Regions from separate parts of the Homo sapiens genome. Here all the other regions are linked to region 1. A link is a loop called in an ENCODE intact Hi-C map of the cell type or tissue named here. Cell type or tissue: Caco-2. All regions are shown on one strand.

Region 1 (8,000 bases):
GAGCGGGAGTCAGGGGCAAGACGACCAAGTAGAGATGTTTGTCACAGATGATGAGAGCTGTTGTGGTGGCATTCATACTTATTCTTTTTGCCAGCTATTTTTATTTTGTCTCTTCAAAAGAATATATGAAGGGAATAGTAATAATAATTATTAAAAACAGTAATAGTAACAGTGGCAAAGCTCCTTTCATTATATCATATAGTAAAAACATAATGTTATGGTTTTGTAATATAACATTACACTTTTTTTTGAATGTCTAAAGGGTATCTGAAAGTATAAGGCATGCAGAAAAAGATTTGGCTATTTACTAAATTTTAAGATCCTACTTGTCTAGAGCCTTATTGTGACAGAGTTTTTAAAAATGCCCCGAAATATGCAGCCCATGTAACAAAATGAGAACTTTACTGAAAGGCATTCACATTTCAAATCAAGATCAAGAGAAAATCCACAAATAGTATTGTGTGTTTTCTGCACAAAGGAGATCATTGAATTGTCTGTGCACTTGTATACTCACATTTTTAACTAAATTAATCATCACTTTTTTTCTGCTAGTTAATGCTCTCCAAAAGTCAGATGAATAAAATGATTGTACTGACTATTTGATTGTGCTGATTAAGTCAAAACTCTTTACCAACTATATTTCATTGGCTTTAAAATGTGGGCTTAAAAAGCATTTTAATATTTTAATATTCATTTGCTATTGATGGTATGCCATTGCTTTACTGAAAGCATTTTTTTCTTGGTGGTCCATAAAATAAAATTGTGCTTTACATTCTTGGGCGTCAAAGATCCAAAGAAATGCAGCAGGTAAGTCACAGAAAGAAGGAAAATCCTGACACAAAATCAATTCATAGAATATGAACTGATTCACTGACGTGCTTCATCATAGTTCTACCCCCATGGAATTACCCCCTTATCAATGTCATATACATTTCAGTTTTCTCGTGTAGTATTAATGCCTATTAAGTTTCTTCTGAGTGACAATTCATGGTAATTTACCTGTATCAAGGCCTGATAGCATTTCAGAAACTTTAACTCTTGTAGCAGAAATTCCTCAGAAGACTAGTAATTAGTGTGTTTCAATTCCAGTAGCAAGCATACTGTCACACTTTTATTTAAGCAGTTACTGAATCATGGAATTTAAAGGCTGAGCCAGGCCATAAGTTTGTTCCATTGTTTAGAATACAAAACTTAGATTTACAGAAATTTAATGAGTAGATCCTATCCCTCAGTTTATATCACAGAGCAAGACTGTTGTTCAAGAGAGCATGAGATTAGGTCATTAACATAATTCCCCTTGGTTTATAGGTCAGGCTGTTATGAAACTACAGAAAGAAATACACAGAAATAAAGAAAAAATTCTCCCTAGCAAAGATGAAGTTTTATCTAGTTTGAATCCCAGATAGGAAAGTAGGCAGCTGATTATTCACTGAAGAGTAGAAAAATATATGATCTTAAAATTGGAATGAGGAAACTCTTTAATAAGTATTTTCTAAGAAATTCAAACTACTTTGCATATTTTAAATCTTCTATAAGATTACATTATTGGAGAATTTTATGTTGTGTTTGGCCATTGGACCATGTCTAATTTCTCTATTTTTCACATTGGAAAGAATCCTAGTAAATGGTATTCCTAAAGAATTATATAATTTTGCTGTTGAGCATTTCTTTTTTTTTTTTTTTTTTTTTCCAAAACAGAGTCTTGCTCTGTTGCCCAGGCTGGAGTGCAGTCGTGCGATCTCGGCTCACTGCAACCTCTGCCTCTTGGGTTCAAGCAGTTCTCCTGCCTCAGCCTCCTGAGTAGCTGGGATTACAGATGCGCACCACCACACCTGGCTAATTTTTGTATTTTTAGTAGAGACGGGGTTTCACTATGTTGGCCAGCCTGGTCTCGAACTCCTGACCTCATGATCCACCTGCCTAGGCCTCCAAAAGTGCTGGGATTACAGGCGTGAGCCACCGCCCCCAGCCACTGTTGAGTATTTCAGAACTTCTCTTTGTATCATAAAGTTGTCATAGAAAAGAGTCCTTGAGACCAATGATCTTTCAAAGATTGGTATCTGACATTAATAACTCAAGAATGCAGTTTCACAAATTTTCCTTAGGGAGAACACTTCATAAAAATTGAGTTAATAAAATGATAAAATACAATGGCCATAATAGTTCAGAACTCTGGCAGACATGCCTTTATTAGTATTCTTGGGAAATAGAGAAAGCATAGTACCTGAGTCCAAATTATATTCTCAAGTCCAAAATATTTGCTGACATAATAATAGTTTCTACATAAAAATATATTCTTAGTAGAGAATTAAATTACTTCATTTGTAATTCTTATAGCAGGCTAAAGATAGCCAATTTGATGATCAAAACCATGGGGAAAACTTCCTTCTAAGAACAGAATGTGACTTAAGGCAATAGAGTAGACAGAGGATGCATAGAAACCTGAATGAATATTAGTTATTCTTCCCTGAAAGAGTTGAAATTCCTAAATTGTGCCTTGGTAAAAATTATTGTGCCTTGGTTAAAAAAAAAAGTATGTGTGTGTATATGTGTGTGTGTGTATAAATGAATCTGTTGTCATTTTACTCTGCTTAACCATTAGAGATTTTTATATGTATGCTTATATCTGTTGTTATACACTAATAGTACAATCATTACATAATCATGACATTTTAATTCTTAATTACAATGCCTTTCCAACTATATAAAAATATGTCTAGTGACACATATTTTGGAAAGCTTTCTTGGAAAAACATCCAGAGATTGTGTTCATCACTATCTATATAAATGAGCTTATACTGAACCTTAAATATGTTTATTCAGCCTAACAATCAGAAAAAGAAAACGTTTTTTAACAGTATAAAGTTCAGATGAGTCCACTTGTCTTGGAATTTTATTTTGATTTTAATTAGAAGAAAGACTGCCATTAGAATTGTTTTCTAATGAAATCTTTATAAATTCTCTGGGCAGTGCCCTGTATCTTTATTAGAAAGACTTCTTATTTTTAACAATTTTATTTGGAAGAAGTTCTACTCATTTGCATCAGTTCATCGTCTACATAATTTGTGTGTGTGTGTGTGTATGTGTGTGTTTACAACTTTGACTTTTGAAACTAGAATAGAATCAGGTAAAACATCTAAGATCAGTGTGCCAGTAATTGGCCTGAATCATCGGGCACCATGATGGGTTTGGCCGCCTTCAACGTACTCGGTGTACATTCTATTTTTTTCTTCATAATGTTCAGTACTGTAGTACTAATCACCGAGAAAATTGCATTGACGCTTTTCGACCACCAGGGAAATATTCAGCTCATGGTTCTCCCCTAAAAAAACTAAAAAGCAGCTAAGCGCTGGGAACAAATCTGACTTAATGCATTTTCTCAGTGGGCCAAAGAAAGGAGGGCCGATTGACTGCTTTGACTTTTTAAAGGTCTTCTCTTTGTTCACTTATAAAGTGAGGAAAACAAATTCTCGGCACTGGCGTGAGAGTTATTTGAGCGTCACAAAAGAAAGCAAAAGAAAATATTAGTGCCATTATTGTGGCGAATTTCATGTTTCCCAGCGAGCCCTTTGATTCCTGGTTTGGGCTGGCGCTCGAGCTCTCCAGCCGGGTATGACTTCGGCCACAAGATGGCACTGACCTGCAAACAAAGAAAAGCACAGTGGCACCGACTTTTTCAAGCCTCGGGAAACTGCCCTGCCTTCCCCGGAGTCGAGGACTGTGGGGATTAGGGCTTCCTTTCCCCTGCGCGGGAGGTCTGTGTCGAATAATGTGTGGCTTCTGTTGGATTGCTTTTCTTTCCAAAATTCCTAGGCAATGCTTCCCCGAGGTGTGCACCTTTGTGAGGTGTTTGTGGGGTTGGGGGAGCTTCAGGCGCTACTCGCGGGACGCCGTCACGTGATCCGGGATGAGGTGGAGTTCGGCTTTAAGGAGGCGTCTCTTCCTAGCTTCATCAATCTTTAGGATCTGAGCAGGAGAAATACCAGCGGATCTTCCCCACTCTGCTCCCTTCCATTCCCACCCTTCCTTCTTTAATAAGCAGGAGCGAAAAAGACAAATTCCAAAGAGGGTAAGTTGCGAGTTTATGCCTTTCCAGAGACTTCTGCGAAATCTCTCATTGACAAGGTGAAGGATGAGAGGGGAAGAAAAACGATGCGAGTGTCCGAAACTGGCTCTGGGGGACCAAGGTGGGGTCTCCAGTGCAGGCAGGTCGCAGGTTGCTCCAAATCACCGGACCGTTCGCGGGCTCCTGCCGAAGGGTATGGGGACGACGCGGGTGAAAGGAGAGGGTACCCTACGCGGAGTTCGGGCTTTCCCACCACCTGCTCCCGGGGAATTTCTGGATGGGGATCCAAGTTTTCCTTTACCCCGGTTCTCTTTAAAAGGCCGAGGCACTGGGAAGGCGCCCGAGTTCGCCTATCCCACACCCGCTCATTTTCCTTACGTGTCTTGAGCTGGCTGGAGGCGCTGGCTCTGGCCGCACCGGAGTTTTCGCGGAGTAACTGGCTGGGATGAGCCGGAGAAGGGTGGGCTTGGCGCGTCGCCCAGCGTCGCACGGGTCCCGCGGCAGGTGTCGGGCTGGGAGCTGGCGGAGGTGGGAGTAGCCCTCGGCGCGGACCCCAGCGCGCAAGCCCACCCCCACTTGCGGGTTCCGCGCTTCTCGGCTGCAATCGAGCCGCGCTCCGCAGTACCGGGCGCTTCGAGTGTGGCGCTGCGCCCCGATAGACACCCGAAGCTTTTAATCATCGGAGTTCTAATCAGGGAACTCTTTAGCTCTTTCTTTTAGAAAAGTAATGATGGAACGTGGCTGGGTTAGGAGATTGGGAATGGACAGGAGGTGGAGGTGTCTTGATAGGGTGTGCCATTGGTTCCCAGGTAGACTGGAGAGATAAGAATGTTTTAAGGTCTGATGTTGGGCCAAAGAGAGAGAATTGACTTCGGTTTGGGATCTGCTTGGTTTTGGTTGTTTATATCTTTTCTCTTTTGCCAGTCTCTTATCACTGGTAGAAAGGTTTTTTGATGAGAGAGAGAGAGAGAGTGAGAGTGTGTGTATGTGTGTGTAGTAGGGAGTCAGGAATGGAGTAAATTTCGGGCGATTCACCTAGTTACGCAATATGAAAAAGGTGGGTGGGTAAGCGTGCCAACAGGAATTTTGACTGAACATGTCCCATTTCCCATTTCGTTGTTTGATAACTTCTGGAGCACAGGAAAAACCTAGGGGAGAGGAGCAAAAGAGAGTGTGTTTCCATGTACACACACTCACACTCACACACACACAGAGCACGCATTGCTTCCCCCACTCCCCATCCTATGAGAAAGCATGACGGGCGGGATGGCACACACAGGCAGGGGACATGTGGAGCTTGTCTGTCAGGTCTGGAACAGAAAAGCAGTAGCTGTTTGTTCTCGACCCTGGGCCGGCTCTCTGGCGAAGCAAGCGAGGGAGCAGAAAGCTAACCCGACCAGGTTCCCCACCCAGGACTAGACCGAGTGCTCTTCCGTGACTACTACTTTATTAGTCTTTATTGTCTTAAGGCAGCAGTCTGTTGAACAAGCCCTCCCCAGCAAGGAAGGAGCAGAGAATTATGTAATTCATTTAGATAAGCTAGCAGTAACTTTGGGAGGCTGTATGTAACAAGGCTGACATTTCTTTTCCAACACAAGTGAGGTGAACAGCCAGCCAATCCTGAGTATTTGAAAAAATGTATCTGCAGCAGGTTATGATCAGGGAGCTGTATTTTCAAGTAGTAACAGCACTGCGAAGAGCAAGCAATGAAAGGCCAGCATTCTAATTGGAAAGAAAGAAGAGGAAATTTCCCTCTGCAAGGGGGCTAATTTGCCAACTGGTGATGTATGTAATGTCTGTTTTGTCTCTATATGCACATGGCAGCTACACTGAGATTTAACAGTCTTTAATTTTTGCAGTTTCTGCAGTTGCATAGCTTATTTTACAAATTATATTAGAATAGTAAATATCAAATTATTTTCTTTTGCAAAGATAAAGTGTGTAAATTCTCTCTTAGTATTGTTATTTTCTGACAGTTATTCTTTCTTGAAATTACACTAAGGTAAACTGAAAATACACATTTATCCAATGCAGAATTGGTTTACACAACTGGAATAACTATCAAATGTGCACTTAGTAAAATAGGCTTGAAAACACCTTAAAAAAATAAACTTTTCATTTTCTCTATAGCTAAATTAACTTCTACCTAGTAAGAAAAATGCTTCCTCATTGGGCATGCCTATTAAATACAATTTCAAAGGTATCAGGCTAGAGCTTCAGTACGTTTACCTGAACTCATCTGTAAGAAAGCTATGTTTGTAGCCTGTACTTTGCAATAATTTAATGTCTGTGTGAATTCTTATATGTATTCATTTTTGCCAAAATCAGTCAGTGGATAGAATATTTCTGTTTCTTTTTCTCCATGGTATACATCTTGGTCTCTGTCCCTATTATTTCTCGCCAAAATTATTGCACTAGCTTTCTAATGAATCTCCCCATTTCTTCTCTTTCCTTGAGTGTGTTGAAAACAGCAGCGAGAATAGTAATTTTAAATCAAAAGTCATAAAACTTCACACCTTTGCCAAAGACTCTCCAGAGGCTCCCCAGCTCTCTCAGGATTATAGGCACAGACCATAAAAAAAAAAGGCTCTACAGTCTGTACCCCCCTCTTTAGCCTTCCTAATTAATTTCCTAAGAGTCCCTCCCTTATTTATCCTACTTCTTATTGCTACTTAGCACACCAGTTACACATGGGCCTTAGGGATTTTTGTTCTTTCCATATGGGATGCAATCCCTGAGATACTTGCATAGCTTCCCTACTCACCACTCCTCTCAGGTCTTAACTTACATGCCTTCTTCTCAGACAGTCAGAGGCCATCTTTTACAGTCAAGTAATAAATTGCAGCTCCCCCAAATCCCAGTTTCTCTTTCTTTTTTTTTTTTTGAGACGGAGTCTTGCTCTGTCACCCAGGCTGGAGTGCGGTGGCCTGAACTTGGCTCACTGCAACCTCTGCCTCCCAGGTTCAAGCAATTCTCCTGCCACAGCCTCCCGAGTAGCTGGGACTACAGGTGTGCTCCACTCCGCCTGGCTGATTTTTGTATTTTTAGTAGAGACAAGGTTTCACCATGTTGGCCAGGCTGATCTCAAACTCTTGACTTCAGGTGATCCGCCTCGGCCTCCCGAAATGCTGGGATTACAGGTGTGAGCCACCTCGCCCGGCCCCAGTCCCTCTTTCTTGCTTTGTTTTACTTCATAATATGTATTATCATCTAGCATACTATATCTTTTACTAATTTTTTTCTTGTCTTTCTCTGCCCACAAGACTAGAAACACAGTGAGAAGGTCACATTATCTCCAGTAAAACCATGCCTAACACAAAATAAATGTTTAATTAATATTTGTTGAATGAATAAATTTTCTTTCAGAAATAATATTTTTATATAAAGTGTAACATTTTCCCCTATATACATGACCTAGGAGTACGGCTGTTGTGATTAGCATACATTTTGCCTGTTCAAGGACTATGATGGAATTGAGCTATTGATGTTAGGATTAATTTACCCAAGAACCTACTATTCCAACCATGCATCAGTTATATCAGTCAACACAGTTTTATTCTAAGTCTAATACTTGCAAGGTACTATGAAGTATGCACAATGCCTACCTCAAAGATGTTATATTAAAAATGAGAGGAGCCAACTAAGGATTCTAGGGACTAAATGGTGCTTTGAAAGATGGGTAGAGTTTGGATTGGTGGTGGGAGAGAGAGAACACCCAGCAAGAGGAATGGCGGAGGTGGAGACGCAGAGCTATATTTGGTAGACTGTGAACAGACTCACCTGCCTAGAGCAGTGTATTCACATTGGGATTATTAGAGTAAAGTGTGGACAAGAGGTATAATGCAGAGGTCTTAATGTGTCAGGCTGGGGAATGTACTTAGTATTCTGTCTCTCATGTGTCTCAAACCAGGGTCCTCATTCACCTGTTGGTACT
Region 2 (8,000 bases), 280 kb after region 1:
ATAATAAATGACACAGGTGGCTCTCACTCTGATAACAGGACAGCACCTCTGTTTGTTTCAACTCTTATCTCTTCCTTTTGATACTTTTAGTATGATCTTTTAATCAACTATCTCACTTCACAATACTCAAAAGACAAACAGAGTTTGTCATAATTGAAGAGCAAGAAAGACAAACTGTGTCTTCTTTTTTCTCATGTTGCTGACATCCATCCACTTCCTAGGACAAGTTCAATAAATATTTGTTAAATATAGTTGAATTTTACATGTGAAGAAATCAGAAACAAGACACATTATCTGAGTTCCTCAAGGCATTTATCTAGTTAGTAATGGATTAAGGACTATAAGTTTGTCTATTGACTTAAAAATAATCCTTTTCCATTATAGGTGAAATTCTAAGGTATTTTGTGTGACCACCTAAAACCTACAGTACAGTTAGGATCCTAGGAGTCCTTTCCATAGGAAATTTTATGTTCTCTGATTTTGCTGAAGTTCCTTTAGCAATTTCAACCATTATAACGGAGGCAAGCACTAATAAAAACATCTTACAAATATTCACGAGCACACCTTTGACAGAGTTCAGGTGCTGGCCTGCTAAGATATTCCATTTTCCATTTTAGTTATCATCAACATCTAGGGATTCATCAAACTATATGACTAAAAGCTGGTATTATCTCGATTTTTGAAAAATTAGCTCTTTCTGCTCTTTTCTTTATCTGGTTATTTTGCCATTTGTTATGTTAAAATAAAATTGCTTCATACTACTTCATGGTGATGCCTTCCCTATCAGTTTCATGCACTGTACATCCACAAATGCTAGATGAATAAATACAGCACATTCTACCATTACTCCCTATTTAGCATAAGAATGCATGACAGACTGGGGGCCGTAGCTCATGCCTGTAATCCCAGCACTTTGGGAGGCCAAAGTGGGTGGATCACCTGAGGTCATGAATTAGAAACCAGCCTGGCCAACACAGTGAAACCCCATCCCTACTAAAAATACAAAAATTAGCTGGGCGTGGTGGCAGGCACCTGTAATCCCAGCTACTTGGGAGGCTGAGGCAGGAGAATCACTTGAACCCAGGAGGTGGAGGTTGCAGTGAGCCAAGATCGCATCACTGCACACTGGCCTAGGTGACAGAGTGAGACTCCGTCTCAAAAAAAAAAAGAAAAAAAAAATGCATGACAAACTTGGATAAAAATGAATGTGTTTTTAGTTTGAATATTTCTTTATTATTGTTTTCACTGGAGAAACACAACAACTCATTTATTTTTATATCCGATACAAATTTCTCATATATAAAGCAATATGATTTCCCCATACCATGAAATGTTTTCTTACCTGTCATTAATTATTATTAATAGTAATGGGAGACAGAGCGAGCTCCTGTCTTAATGCTGCTGCTACTACTACTAATGGGCATTGTGTGTACTGTGAGCCACACTACACAATTTTTTTGGTGTGTTTCTCCTTCTGTTTTCTCTTTAAATATCTTAGTGCTACGAACTTTGAGAAAATTTGCTACTAATGAAACAAAATTTGCTACTAATGGAAACTAGCGACTCCACCTGTCCCTTTCTGTTCAGTTATTAGAAGAAATATCACTTCTTATTTTGAGAACAATATGTAACTATTTTTATTGAAAGGCCCTAGTGAATTGTTGGGAAACTAACTCATGGTAGTTACTCTGTGGATTGTCACTTCAGCAGAGAACACTTTCTGTTACAGAATAGAGCAGACAGATGCTGGGTCTACATCTGTGTACTTCAAACACACTGAAAGCATAAAGTCAGGCTAAGAGCACTTGATGAATGGAAGAGGCAAGGAGAGATGAAAAGGCTGTAAATACAGAAAGAGTTACAGTACAGCAGGTTCTGGAAACCATTTGGTTGGAATACATTTAAAGGATCCACATGGCAATGGTAACGATGTCTTGCCTAATATCCAGCCCTGGGAAGCAGATAACTTCAAAATATGCCATGTCATTTCAACTGTGGTAATAGAAGTCATTTTGCAACTCTTAAAGTCCATAGAATACAAGAAACTGAAGCAGAATTCACTGTGGTTTTAATTCCACATTGCTTTATGGTATGATCTACCTTGGCTACAATACAAAATTTCTAGACAAAATTTTAGATGATACTTTGTTATCACTGCCTCTTAAATCTATTCTTGTCTTTATATACAATAAATTAATTTTAAACTGAAGCCACAGTTTAATCTCTTACTTCTAGAGGAAAGATGCACTTCCTTTTGTTAGGTTGTTTGACTAAAACAACCTAAAAAAAAAAAAAAAAAAAAGCACGTCTTGTGACCAGCCTGGCCAATATGGCAAAACCCCATCTCTACTAAAAATACAAAAATTAGCTGGGTGTGGTGGTGGGCCCCTGTAATCACAGCTACTTGGGAGGCTGAGGCAGGAGAATCGCTTGAACCCGGGAGGCAGAGGTTGCAGTGAGCTGAGATCGGGACACTGCACTCCAGCCTGGGCAACGAGAGTGAAACTCCATCTCAAAAAAAAAAAAAAAAAAAAAAAAAAAGGACCTCATTTTAGATTAGGTTTTCTATACCTCAGCAATATGGATATTTAGGCAGGAAAATATTTTGTTGTGGGAGGCTGTCCTGTGCAATGTGAAATATTTAGCAGCATGTCAGCCTCTGCCCACTAGATGCCAGAAGCATCTCCCCCATCAGGTTGTGACAACTAAAATGTCTTTGGACATTCCCAAATGTCTTCTGGCTGCAGTGGAGTGGTGGTGTGTGCAGCAAAATCGCTCCTACTTGAGTCACTGCTCTAGATTCTGGTCCTATAATGTTATTTTGTGGAGTCATGTGATCCTAATTCCTAGCAGCATTAAAAGGATGTGACTGAGTGGTGAACTGTAATAAACTCAATAGCTTCAACTCTTGAAAAATTTAGAAACAAAAGATAATTTTTAAAAAAGTAAAATTCACAATTATTTTGGCAACCAAGATGGAAAGATGCTTTCATATGAATGACTTGATCTTCAGGCATTTGGTGCTTTACTTGAATATGGCTATGATTATAAAATTTCATTAGCATGCTGCCTTCAATGCTTGGTGTTCACTGAATAATTACTTACCACTGGGGGTGTTTTACCTGGTGATTCTAGCTGGTAATGTGCTACCCAGGCTTTCATTGCTATTATATGTGTATCATATTAGCTTTTACTTTCTTTTTTACACAAAAGACCTGCATGAATCCCACACTGTAAGAATTAGCTTTCCTTTTTACACAGTGAATGTACTGAGACCCCCTGTTGGTACAAATAGGCCTAGAATGGAACATAATTTGGCATTATGTTAAGTGCTGCCATTTCCAGGATGGTATAAATCCTGCATTTAGGAGGGCTTCTTTCTCAATGAGAAAGTGGCACAAATGTTTACCTTCCAGCAGGTATTTTTTCACATTCATTGATTCAGGATTTACTGGGCACTATAGTGCATACGGCGCCAACATACTACCTTCCCTCAAATTATTTACACTTTAGACAGACTAGAAAAATGACTTAATTGTGTGGGAAGGTAAATTACAAAGCAGAACAATGATATGAGAGTGGCTGAGAGATTATATGCAAAGAATTTTTAATAGGGTGCTCTATGCACCATAGTATTCTCAAGATAAAATCTAGAGGGGAGAGAGATCACTGCCGGATCTTAGATTACCATGTATATTTTCATCTAGATCATTTTGAAAGATGAATAGGAGAAGGAAGAGCTTTTCAAAAGGGTAAAATGGTATGGGCAAAGCACAAAAGAAGCAATCCAATTGCGTATTTGTGGGGGATGATATGTAGACCATTCCGATTTGCATCGATATTTTGTGTATGGAGTAGAGAGGTTAATTAGAACAAGGTTAGAGAAGGTTTTACAATTTTGGTTTCATTTTTTCTTTAGGAAAAAGGGGAACACTTTTGATGCTTTTAAACGAGGAGGATAACTTAAATAAAGCAGTGTTTGAGGAAAATGGATCTGATAGTAGTACTTAGTGAGGACAATGAAATGATACAGCCATGGCAAGATCTTTGTATCTCATGTCAACACCAACCAGAGAGCACCCATGATGGAAGAAGCACTGAACAACCAAGAGAACGAATGGCTCAGCCAGTTGACCCTACCAGCCTGGGTGATTGGCCACACCAGCACTGGCCCAGTGGGCACAGAAACAGTGACCTTGTTGGCAGAGATGGAGACCATATATATAAAGTCCAACAGCACAGGTCCCCCCTAACTATAGCAGTCCCCCTTTATCTGTGAGGGCTATGTTCCAAGACCCCCAGTGGATACCTATAACTGTGAATAGTACTGAACCCTGTATATACTCTGTTTTTTTCATATACACATGTATCTATGATAAAGATTTGTCTATAAATTAGGCACAGTAAGATATTAAAAACAGCACTAAGAAAATAGAATAATTATAACAATATACTGTAAGGAAAGTTATGTGAATGTGGTCTCCCTCTCTCTGTACCACAGGCCACGAAGACCCTGGAAAGCAAACTTGCACTTAAGGGACAACTGCTGCACATCTGATCTAGCCATTGCCGCTGCCAAAAGTCCCAACTGCCTACAATGGTAACTGATGGGGAGGACCTTGGTCTTCAGAAGATGAAGCAGCCACCTGGTGGCAAGTGGGCATCATTGCTCTTTTTCTACCCTGAGGAGAAACAATTAATTTTGATGGAAATATGTTACATTTTTCAGCTCCAGGTTTGCCTTTCCTACTTTTGGGGCTTTAGCCAAAACCCATATTCAAGGGCTGACATGCGTCTGATCCATTGATATGGTAACCCATGCAACATCACATCAGAGAGCCTACTTAACAGGAAAGGAGGTTTACCAATGAAAATATGAACCAAAAGGTCTACAGGTTCTGTCACATACTATACCACCCGGGACCTGCAGGGATTATAGAGCAATGGCATAGTTCATGGGAGGCTCAACTGAAGCACAAGCCCGATATGATGCACTGCAAGATGAGCTGCCATCCTCCAGGATGCAATATGCAAGTTAAATCAAGGACTAGTGTGTGGTGCTGTGTCTTCAGTTGTTAGAATACATGGGTCTGGGAGCTAAGGGGCAGAAGTAAGCATTCTCCTGCTAACTATCATCTGTACTTTCTAGCGCCACAATCATGGCTTCTGCAGATTTAGAGATCCTGGTTCCCAGAGAGGGAAAAGCTTCTAAAAGAGTTACATGAAAAGTTGCCAGCTTTAAAGAGCATTCATCATCCTGGCAGAAATAATACACCCAGATTATCAGGAGGAAGTCGTGGTGTCATTACACAGTGGGGGAATGGAGGCATCTCTTTGACATCTAGCTATCCACTTGGTTGTCTCTTGGTACTCTCTTGCCCAGTTTTCAGTGTAAATGGGTATAATAGTCATTGCCTGAGAAAGAACTGGTGGCCAGAGGCTGAGAGCCTGCAAGGATGAGGATTTGGCTCATGCCCATCAGGTGAGCCACCTAGTCCAGCAGTGGCACCAGCTGAAGGCAAGCAGGATCTAGAATGGATAGCAGGGAAAGGAAAAGATGAGTAATAGTCGTGAGACTCTGTGCGCGCTAGAGTTCATCCCACAAACCTCCCCGTTCTGTTTCTTCCCAAGAAAAGAGGACTATCAGAATCCTGGAGGAGCTGTTTCCTGAACTTACATGAAGTGGATCTGAGTGACCAAAGAGTAAATGGCATTAGATGCTGTGATGCACTGTCCAGTTCCCCTTTCAGAACCGAAGGACTTACTCTCCCAGCTGCTGGGAATGATGCCTGCTGATAATGATCAATTATTGACCTTCTCCTGTTAACTTACCTCAACAACTCCCTTCCCCAGGGCAGCCTGAATCCAACCCATGGTTGATGTGGAAGTGGGGGCTGGGGAGAGGATTATACAAGTTTGCTGTCTCAGTCATCCCTGAGAAGCCTGAGGAGAAAAAAGTTTGATGTCTTTGTCTCAACTCAGGAAGTCTCTGAAGGGTGATTCCAGCTGTAGAGTTCCTTATTACAAGTGTACATCAGTAAAACTTTTTCCTCTGCAAATACAGCTTCCTCTCCTTCCCTTCTCATCCCAAAAGTTGATTCTAGGAATATGTATGAAGTTGTAATACACTTCTTGAGCACTATTCTACATCTCAGAGTTCACCTCCTGGGAAGCCAGCTATGACAGTTACATTCTACTTCTCTACTACTCTGTTTGCCTTTATTATAATCTGCATAAATTTTTACAATAGCCCTTTTATTTCCCTCCCCTACCCCCATTCAGGCTTTAAAATAGGCCACATATCTAATGAAATTATACTGCTGTCACATTTCATTTCTCTAAAGATAGCTTTAGCACAGTCGCCTAGAAAATTGGTGAAAGACTGTTCACTTTTACACATTTAACTGTGAAATCAGGTGATGATTTACATAACAGTAGGTCTCCTACTTTTAGAAGCTTTGGAATTGATTAGATAGTAACTTTTCACTCAAATTTAGCCACAAGTTGTAGGCAGTGACTGATGAGGTGAAAATGTAGATAATTCTCTCACTGTTTTCTTTCTTTTGTAATATTTGTAATATAATTTCTCCTCAATTATTGATCCAGCATCATATTTTCCTCCATAAAACACATCTATCCCCTCAATTGCATAGGCTTAACATGGTTTTTCTTTGTGTTTTTATATGTGTTTCTTCTCCTGAATTCCAGAGTAGCTATATTTGAAAGAAGACAGAGTCATATAAATATTGAGTGTATTTTGTATATGAAATCGCTGTTACTGATGAAATATACAGAGAGAAAGATAACACAGCTTTTCACATTGAAAGTACAAATAAAAATTAGGAAGGAATGAGTTGTTTTACTATTTCTATCTCATACTCTCATAGACATAAAAATTATAATTTTTTGCAGACATTACCATATTAGGTAAATAAATTTTCTTCATTGCATTCCTTTAACAGCCAATTTGCAAAATCAGAAATAAAAAACCTACTATTATGAATGAGCATACACAAGAAGTCTTTGACTTTGTTTTCTATTTTTACTTCATCTTAAGGCATGTTTCCATGTGCCAGTTTTAATTTCTTTTTTTAAGCACACATAGAAATAAGCTGAAGCTAATAATCTCAGCTTATAAAGCAGATAAGTAGTCAAGACAAAATGTCTACGGCTAATAGAACAAGAAATATAAATTAAACAGATTTTACAATTTTCCAGCTATTATCGTATTTGGAAAAGGTGGAGGGAAGGTGAGACATCTTATAAGTGAAAAAAAACCCATTTATTTTATTAGGATGCTACTAAATGAAGTTGAAAGTTTGTGTATGAAGAAATAGGAAAGAAGCTCAGAATTTTGGGGATAACAATAAAAAAAAAACAAATGGTGAGAAGTGATTGCACATGGGCGCGGGATGGAAGTGAGAGGTGTGGAAAAGGTCACTCCTCAATGTTTCAAAATATTTGCTTACATTGTGTTGATTTAAAAAACGGAATTCAAGTTTTATATGTAAAACTTTTAAGATGGTTCAGTATTTGTAGATCAGAAGGTGTTTAGTTACTTCTCTTGGTAGCACAATTTATAGAGATGGGAAAAATCCATAGATGAGCTCTATGTTTGTGTCTCCTTACTCTGTTTCTTGTGCCTCCAATCTGTTATTTTACAATTTGCCTGTTTTCTCTAGATTGAGTATTAGAAACGGGATTTTTCCCCTCCAACATCTTGGTTTTAGATTCAGGTCTAGCTTATATGCGTATCAGAACATCTCTTGTTCTTGGTCTTCTCCCTGGTTTAGCATATTTTGTTTTATAGTCCTTCGTATGGGGAGATGAAGACTTACAATTTACAACTCAGAAAATAAATGCTGATTTGAATTGCAGAGTCAACAATGGGAAAGATTAATTTATTCCTCTGAGACACTGAGTGGAATAAATATAGTTCTTGTCCCAATTGGGTGTAATATCTAGCAAGATAGGAATATACGGTGGCTAAAATAACAATA
Region 3 (8,000 bases), 210 kb before region 1:
ATCACATTATTAATATTTACCCTTTGTTATGCTTGGAATAATATATAAATATAGTTTGATAAAAAACAAAGTACAAGATAAAGAATGAATTTTTAATTAACTCTAACAAACTCCTTCAAGGAAAATTACATGATGATTGGCCAGTAGGAGGAGAGGAAGGGATGGTGTTTGTAAATAAAATATTTCTTTCTCTAAAATGTTTAAACTGCTCTAGAGCATCAAGGTCATACTTGAAGTATCATGCTCTCTTGCAAATGAAATTATAGGCTCTTATTCCATAGACTGGAAGAGAAGCTAGGAAGTATCTATTTAATTCTTTTACCAATAATTGCATTTGACAGCAAGTGGCAGAGACCTGGGAAATAATGGCTTAATCAGGAAGACAACAGGATGGCCAAAGGCAAGCTGTTGCTGATTGGGCTGAGAAAACTCCAGTTCTCAAGATTTTTCCTCAAGATTGCAAGATGAACACTCTCCCACTTAATTATGAATTCCAGGTAGCAAAGAGCAGAAAATGAAGGAAAGGACAATACCTACATTAGAAAGGCAAAAACTTAATGTCCCACTAGATATTGGCTCACATCTCATTGCTGGAAAATAATCAATGTACACCTGAGCCAAGAAAGGTTGGAAAGGCAGCTTTAAGATGGGCACAATGCCGACTCTAATGAATTAGTTTGTTAACAGAAGAAGTGAAGAATGGTTATTCTCTTCTCCACCTCTGTCACAGCCTCTGTTGAAATCTGCTCCTCATGAAGACGAGGCAGTGAGGCCCAGAGAGAGTACATGATTTTAACCACGTCTCAAAGCTGGTGGCAGAGACAGGACTTTATGTACCACAATGTACGCCATCTTGTTTTTGGGTTGTGCATTGAAATCCACATGTGGGATGGTCAGGTGGGGAAGGAATGGGGTCTTCTGAAGTTCTGAAGATTTTGCTTTAGTGAGGGCGTAATAATGTAAAGAATCCTAGATTATTAAAAGCTTGGCATGTCAGTTCACGTCTAATAAAATCACTGTAATTTTTTAATGGAAAGAATGCAAAGAAAAATAAAAACACAATTCCTAACATAATAATGAAGTGATACTGTAGCTACAAAGACATTAAAATATATTTTGAGAGGCTATTTCTTCAAAGTAAATATGGGAGATATTCCCTTATGGAGACCATAACTTCAATAAAACTTGCGGCCTTCTTCCTCTCCCAGACTGAGGGAGCAGCCCTCAACTTTCTCAGGAGTGTGATTAAAGGACAGCGGTCGTCACAGTAGTTACAACCCTTACGGTAGCAGCAACTAAAGGTTGCTCTAAAAGAGGCTTCAGCAGATTTTCTAGTATCGCCCAAGTGATAAAATTTGTTTTTCTATAATAGTTGTGAACAGAAAATGTTGACTTTCTCTTGCAGGTATCATTCGGTCATTCAAATACTTATTAAATTTATACATTCAAGAATGTAAAACTATGTCCAGTTGTGTGATAATCCAAGAAGATAGTGTTACCTATTACTACGTATAACCTAGTACCACAAGGAAGTGATAGGCAGAATCCTGAAAAGGAAGTTTTTAATTGTTCAATATTAAAGCTATCTCATTCTTGGTACAGATGAGGAAACTATAGACTTGCAAAACAGAAATGACTTGATTTAATTCATTTGGAGAATAGAAAATTATTTTTGTTTGCAATTTAATATATATCTGAGTTAGGCCGGGCACAGGGGCTCATGCCTATAATCCCAGCACTTTGGGAGGACAAGGTGGGGGTGGATTACTTGAGCTCAGGAGTTTGAGACTAGCCTAGGCAACATGGTGAGACCCCCATATCTACAAATACATAAAAAAATTAGCCAGGCATGGTGGTACATACCCATAGTCCCAGCTACTCTGGGGGCTGAGGCAGAGGTTCTCTTGAGCCTGGGAGGCAGCGGTTGCAGTGACCTGAGATTGTGCCACTGCACTCCAGCCTGGGCGACAGAGTGAGACCCTGTCTCAAAAAAATACACACACACACACACACACACACACACACACACACATATGTATTTAAGTTATATGTAACTCTCTAGGTTATAATTTCATATCTCTCTAAACATGAAGACTTATTTGAATATTACAGTGTCATCTGAAATTGCAGATATTTACTGTTTTTCTTCCATTCATGATCTGTGTCTGGGAAATAAAAGAGGAGCAAAATTTCCTAGTTTGCAATTCAGTTTTGTGTCCTTCATTTCTGATTGCAGTGGGAGAAACTACAGATGACCACAAGTGAAAGGAGGAAAATATTCTGCTCTGTCACATTCCACGTAATCGCGATCACCTGTGTGGTTTGGTCTTTGTATGTATTGATAGACCGGACAGCGGAGGAAATCAAGCAAGGCAATGACAATGGTAAGAGCACATCTTTCTTCTTACCCTCTTGGATCCTAAAGACAATACTCAGAGGTGGATAGGGAAGTTATTTCCCCAGGTTAGGCCTTCATCATGTATGATACACTAGAAAAGCTAGTATTTGCTATTGATTCTTCCCTAATCATGTTATTGATTAAAATACTCTGATTAAAAAGCATTAACTATATGGAGTCCCAAGCTGAGATGTGAAATTCATCAAATCCATATAAAACTTAGTGGCAGTTACACACAAATGGCACACACCACTTCGGGCTTTTTGGGAACTGAATAAGGATCAAGTTCTGCCTGATGTGAAAAGGCAAATGGCTGTAAAAATGAAGGTTTCTCATTTTATTTAATTCACTCTAGTCATCTCTCCTTTAAAGCATGAAGGAGATGGCATTCCAGTAGAGAATGTGTTATAGCTCTTTAGTTAGTACTATATAGTTTGATAGAGTGGGTTAGCACCATGGTTTGACATTTTAGCCATGCGAAGTTTGATTGTGAAGGATGGTGTCAAGTCTGCAAAGAAAAATGTTTCTAAATCAGTAAGGCATATTCTCACATTAAAATGGGTAAGTCACTTAAAACAGAAACAAAAAGAGAAAGCACAATGTCTATAAAATATTATTTTCATGTGTGAAAGGACCCAGTTCTGTTTCTCATTGGGCCCTATAAGTTTTCATACCTTATCCAGCCTAAATCGTTGGTGGTAAAACAGTGAGAAACATCCCCACACTCCCGCAGGAAACAGTATTTAACCACTGATGCCTCTAGAAAAGACATTGTTCAGATAGTAACATTTTGAGTTTGTAATGTTGTGAAAAATGTTTGCACATCCCTACACCCAGAGAAAAAATGGAAGAAAATGAAAGAACAAAAAAAGAGAGGAGGTAAGAAAAATATAAATAAGGAGGAGATTAAAACACAGAAAGGTTGGTTACTTCTGCATTTCTGCGTGGGGATTCATAAACACAGAAGGGGAGGCTCCATTCTCACACTCGCCCTCTAGGTGGCAGCAGCACACGCCAGCGTGCACCGCCCTGAGCATTTCAAAAAGCCGAAAGGGGCTGCGGGGATAAAGGGAAGGCCAGGACCCACGATAGGAATTGTGGATGGGGTTTCTGTGCGTCAAAGAGGGGATGGTGACAGCGTTCCAGGTGCCACTGTCCTTTTCTGGAAGAAAATGAAAGCACTACCGTGTCGAGTCTAAATGCTAGAAAAACAGTTAGGATGGGGTTTTGTGGGTTGTTTTTATGTGTTTATTTATTCCATATTAACTCATTTACATACCATTAATATCAAACTACATTGTTTGCAACTACATTATGTACTGTTTCAGAGAGTCTTGATTTTAAAATGTCACATTACATCCTTATTAAATAAGTTCCCTGAGGGTAGAACTTTCTTTTTCTTTTTTAAATCCAATGTCCTCTCTTGATATAGGTACTGGCCCAAGTAACAAACAGTGTGCTGTACATCCTGCAGTCGCATATGGATGGAAAAACAAAAAGGCATCCCCACCTCGCTTCACCCAATGTCTTACCCTAGAACTCTAGTGTTTTCCTAGCAATCAAGGGCAGACATGATACCCTTAGATTAGATGACACATTTAGAGCTCAGCATTTGAGAACCACAAATTTCCTCCAGGTAATGTAGTCTCTCCCCTCTCCCAGTGGTCACCCTCACTTGGCCTCTTTGTAGTAAACTGCAGAGCTCTTCTCCTCCAGCTACATGAGAAGGAAAGAAAATTAAGAGCCCTTCTCGTAGATGTAAGAAGAGGAAGCAATCTCACGTCATGTATACATAGACCCTCATAGACACCCATAAGAAAACCCCTCTCTTACATTTATTTTATCCAACCACATTTCTAAGACATGTGACTGAATAGCAATCATTTACCCTACAATGAACACGATGGTCTCAACTTCAGCCACAAAAATATCTCCAAAAACCAAGAAACTCATGGCTCCATGCTTTCTTCCATTTTTCTGTCTCCTTGCTCATTCTGTAGGCCCCCGCTGATAACTTCCCAAATTCATTTCCCACTCCTACTGTACTCCAACCCATACATCCACCTATCTTCTGAATGATTGTTTGAAAGTCTCAGCGTGTCGCAATGCATAATCCCCTACCACTTCTCACTCTAACACCTGTGGGAACGGCACCACTAACATCTAGTAGCCAAACCCAGATACACAGCTTTCACTCTGATCTCCTTCCTCTTCTACCTTAAATCAATCACCAAATCCTATTCACTCTGTCTCGAATGCCTCTGGAATCTGTCCATTTCTTTCCTTCCCTATGGCTACCATCCATGTGGAAACTATCATATTTTTAACTTGAAAACTGCAGAAGCTTCTTGACTAGACTTTCTCCAGTTTTGCCAACTTCAACCCAACCCATGCTCAGTAATGTAATCCCAGCAGATTTACAAAAACACAAATCTAATCACATCCTATTCCCACTTAACCATTAAAAGGTAACCGAAATTCCTCAGTGGGACTATGCTGCCCCCGTGACCTAGTTGAAGCCAGCTAGGCCGAACATTCATTCAGCTCCTCAAATCTATATCCAGGCCCTTGCTCAGCTTTCCTCTCTCTGTAAAACATTTCCTTCCAGCTTCTCTTGTCCACCACCACCACACACACTCAAACACTCATATATTCTCACACACCTCCCTCATCCCAACTCAGCCTTTGCAGTTTACCTTAAACATCACTTCCTCTGGGAAACTCATTACAGCTCCCTGAAGTAGGATCGTTATTCCTAGCACAGTGATTCTCAAAGTATGGTCCTGGGACCAACAACATCAGTATCACCTGGGCGTTCACTAGAAATGCATATTTTTAACCTCCTGCTTCCCTAGACCTATGAAACCCTGATGGTGGAGGCCAGCAGTTTGTACTGAAGAAGCCTACAGGTGATTCTGATGCTGGCTAAGGATGGAGAGTCACTGCCCTACCACGTAGTCCCATAGCATCCTGCATTTACCCTCCCCAGGGCTTCTCCACATTTACTGCATGGTAGATTACCTGTGGTATGTTCCTAATGCTGCAAAGCTGGGCTTTATCCCCAGAGGTTTATACTTAGTCACCCTTAGATGATTCTATCATGCAGCTAGGGAAGCTGTGCCTGACTGTGAAACTCACCACATGCCATTGCAATTGCTCATTTAATTGTCTGTCTTCCTTCACCTGCTCAGAGCAGTTGGGGGCTTTCTCTGTCCTGCTCACCACTACATCTCCCCGGTGCTGAACACTGGTCTGGGACCAGGCAAGTAGTCCGGTCAACACTGTACAAGGAATGATGAAGTGTGAATGCCTGGTACCTAAGCTTTTCCACCTCTTATTTTTCTTTTAGAATTGTTTTCAAAATATTTTTTTCTTTCTCAGCTGTGGGTGGGTGCAGGATTCCAGACAGTAACCTCCAGTGGACTCTTCATGACAATCAAGGGTCCGTTTCTTAAAGGAAACTGAAAATGACATGATTTTTATATTTGGCATTTAGAGCCAAAGCAAAACAGAAAGCAAGATATGTATCAAGAAGCAGTGTCCGTGGTAATTCCTGTAGAGCCGCTTGCCAGCGGGACAGCTCTAGAACTTGGGTAATTTCAAATGGAAACCATAGTGACTTTCATACAGGGAATCATTTGTATTTATGTTCAAATTATATTTAAACCTGCTTTCCAATGTGCACATTGAAGAGGAGTGTGGGCATCTGTATAAACTGTTATTTCTTTAATCTTCCTGTGGCATTGGGACTGTGAGTGCTGATCCTGAATTTACTTGTAAAGTTGTTGGGAAAAAATTGCCTAACTTAAAAGAAGTCAACATATTTTAAATCCATCTTGAAAAACCTTTAAAATATTTTAAAAGAAACAAATTTGTCCTTTTTCAGCCAGAATTGAGGTTGAATATAAAACAGCAAAATCTTTTGAACTGTAATGATGATCCTGGAGAGAAAAAAAATTCCTCATATGTCTGTAAATGGTTGTTCTTTTAGATTAAATAGTCATGATGCCACAGAGAGCCCTCATCTCTCTTTCCCCTGCGATGACAGGAAAAAAAATAGCAAATATATGGTACTTGGAGCTTTAACACCCTAAATAAGCCTATCGCTAAGTTTAATTTGGGCAACAGTTGTTATTCTTGCCTTATCTTTACATAGTCTAGAAGAATGCTTCAGTATATTATCTGTGTATAAACAACAAAAATACAAACCAAAAACAACTACAACAATTTACAATATTAAAGAGACTGTAGGTGTAGATAGTAAAGTTGCCCCAGAAGTATTTCAATGTATACATAAGGGACTAGCATAACAAATTGACTTTGTTTTCATGGCTGACTCACTCCCAAGCCTCCAAGCTCCTCCAGGGCAGAGGCCTTGCCTCATTATTCAGAAAATACTTGGTGTTAGTAGAGGCTCAAAAAATGTTTGCTGGCTGTGGCTGACTCCAGCAGATGAGAACAACCCAAAAAGAATAAACACTGGCTTGAGCTAGTTGTCAGAAGGCCAGGGTTCTAGCTCTCCCTTGGTCACTGACTAGTTATTTTTTTTTTCCTTTGAGACGATTTCACTCCTCTCGCCCAGGCTGGAGTGCAGTGGTGCGATCTTGGCTCACTGCAACATCCTCCCCTCAGTCCCCCTCCCTGGGCTCAAGTGATTCTCCTGCCTTAGCCTCCCAAGTTGCTGGGACTACAGGTGGGAATCACCGTGCCCAGCTAATTTTTTGTAGGGACAAGGTTTCATCATGTTGCCCAGGCTGGTCCTGAACACCTGGGCTCAAGCGATCTGCTCGCCTCAGCCTCCCAAAGCGCTGGGATTCCAGGCGTGAGCCACCGCACCCAGCCTAGTTATCTTCAATACAATGATTAATCACTCTGAAGCTCAGTTTTTTCATTTGTAAAACTACCAAGGTTGGAGTGAGTAGCTGCTAAAAGTTATTTCTATGATTTATTATTCAGACAACATGAACTTTACCTTGCATCAAATAGATTGAAACATGGCTATATAAATAATGTACATATATGACACATAATTACTCATGGTGAATATTACCATTAAAACAAGTTAAGAAAAAGGTTATAAATATGTGAAACAATTTTGTTGTTGTTAATAATCTACCCAACTGGAGAGAAGCAACCAGGACAAAAGTAAAGAAGAAAACCCGCTCCCCTCTGCAACCCCAAGGCCCCAATAGCCACCCACACACACCCTTCCTTATACACACACTTCGTAGTTCTGCATACCCTAAGCACCCAGCCAAAATATTCCAACTTAGAGTGAGATGCTTTCTGTAAATACACACAGCCACTGTCACTGTTAAGTGAAACAGGTTCTCTTCTGCTGCTTGGTTGATTTAAAAAAGCTTTTAGACATGCTCTAGGTGTCTCCAGTTGCATGATCTCCTATATAACATTTGCAGAATACTCTGAGAAATCAAATTTCAAAGCTGCAAGAGACCTTAGAGATCATTATTTATAGATGAGGAAATAAGCAATTTGCCTGATCTCCAGCTGTATTATAAATGCCCACCTGGGAGCTTCTGCTTTACCCAATTTGACTTAAAGAGAAAATACAAAAGTGAGATGTTACAGGTATGCCCCTGTG

Evidence for each region. Peaks named below come from ENCODE experiments on the same cell type or tissue, not always from the same donor. Only the 100,000 strongest peaks of a DNase experiment are listed, where the experiment ranks them.
Region 2: it touches region 1 in a loop (18-fold over the local background); 24 of 110 quality-filtered maps call a loop at or near these places.
Region 3: it touches region 1 in a loop (5-fold over the local background); 20 of 110 quality-filtered maps call a loop at or near these places.

What each region holds. Positions count from the first base shown.
Region 1 is chr4:163,328,551-163,336,550 of GRCh38, reverse strand. It overlaps NPY1R (neuropeptide Y receptor Y1), which reads left to right and starts at 3,955. Exons shown (of 3, transcript NM_000909.6): 1 at 3,955-4,069. In Caco-2, a CTCF peak has its summit at 3,630 (motif pointing right); a DNase peak (open chromatin) is centred at 3,650; H3K4me3 peaks cover 2,165 bases.
Region 2 is chr4:163,045,291-163,053,290 of GRCh38, reverse strand. No RefSeq gene overlaps it. Among named protein-coding and RNA genes, the nearest start is that of MIR4454, 44 kb to the left of the region's middle. RefSeq lists an enhancer at 1,144-1,313. In Caco-2, a CTCF peak has its summit at 4,645 (motif pointing left); no DNase peak of the experiment used is centred here.
Region 3 is chr4:163,539,980-163,547,979 of GRCh38, reverse strand. It overlaps MARCHF1 (membrane associated ring-CH-type finger 1), which reads left to right. Exons shown (of 10, transcript NM_001394959.1): 9 at 2,237-2,384. Among named protein-coding and RNA genes, the nearest start is that of TMA16, 49 kb to the right of the region's middle. RefSeq lists an enhancer at 6,660-7,159. In Caco-2, CTCF peaks have their summits at 3,175 and 3,379 (motif pointing right); a DNase peak (open chromatin) is centred at 3,419.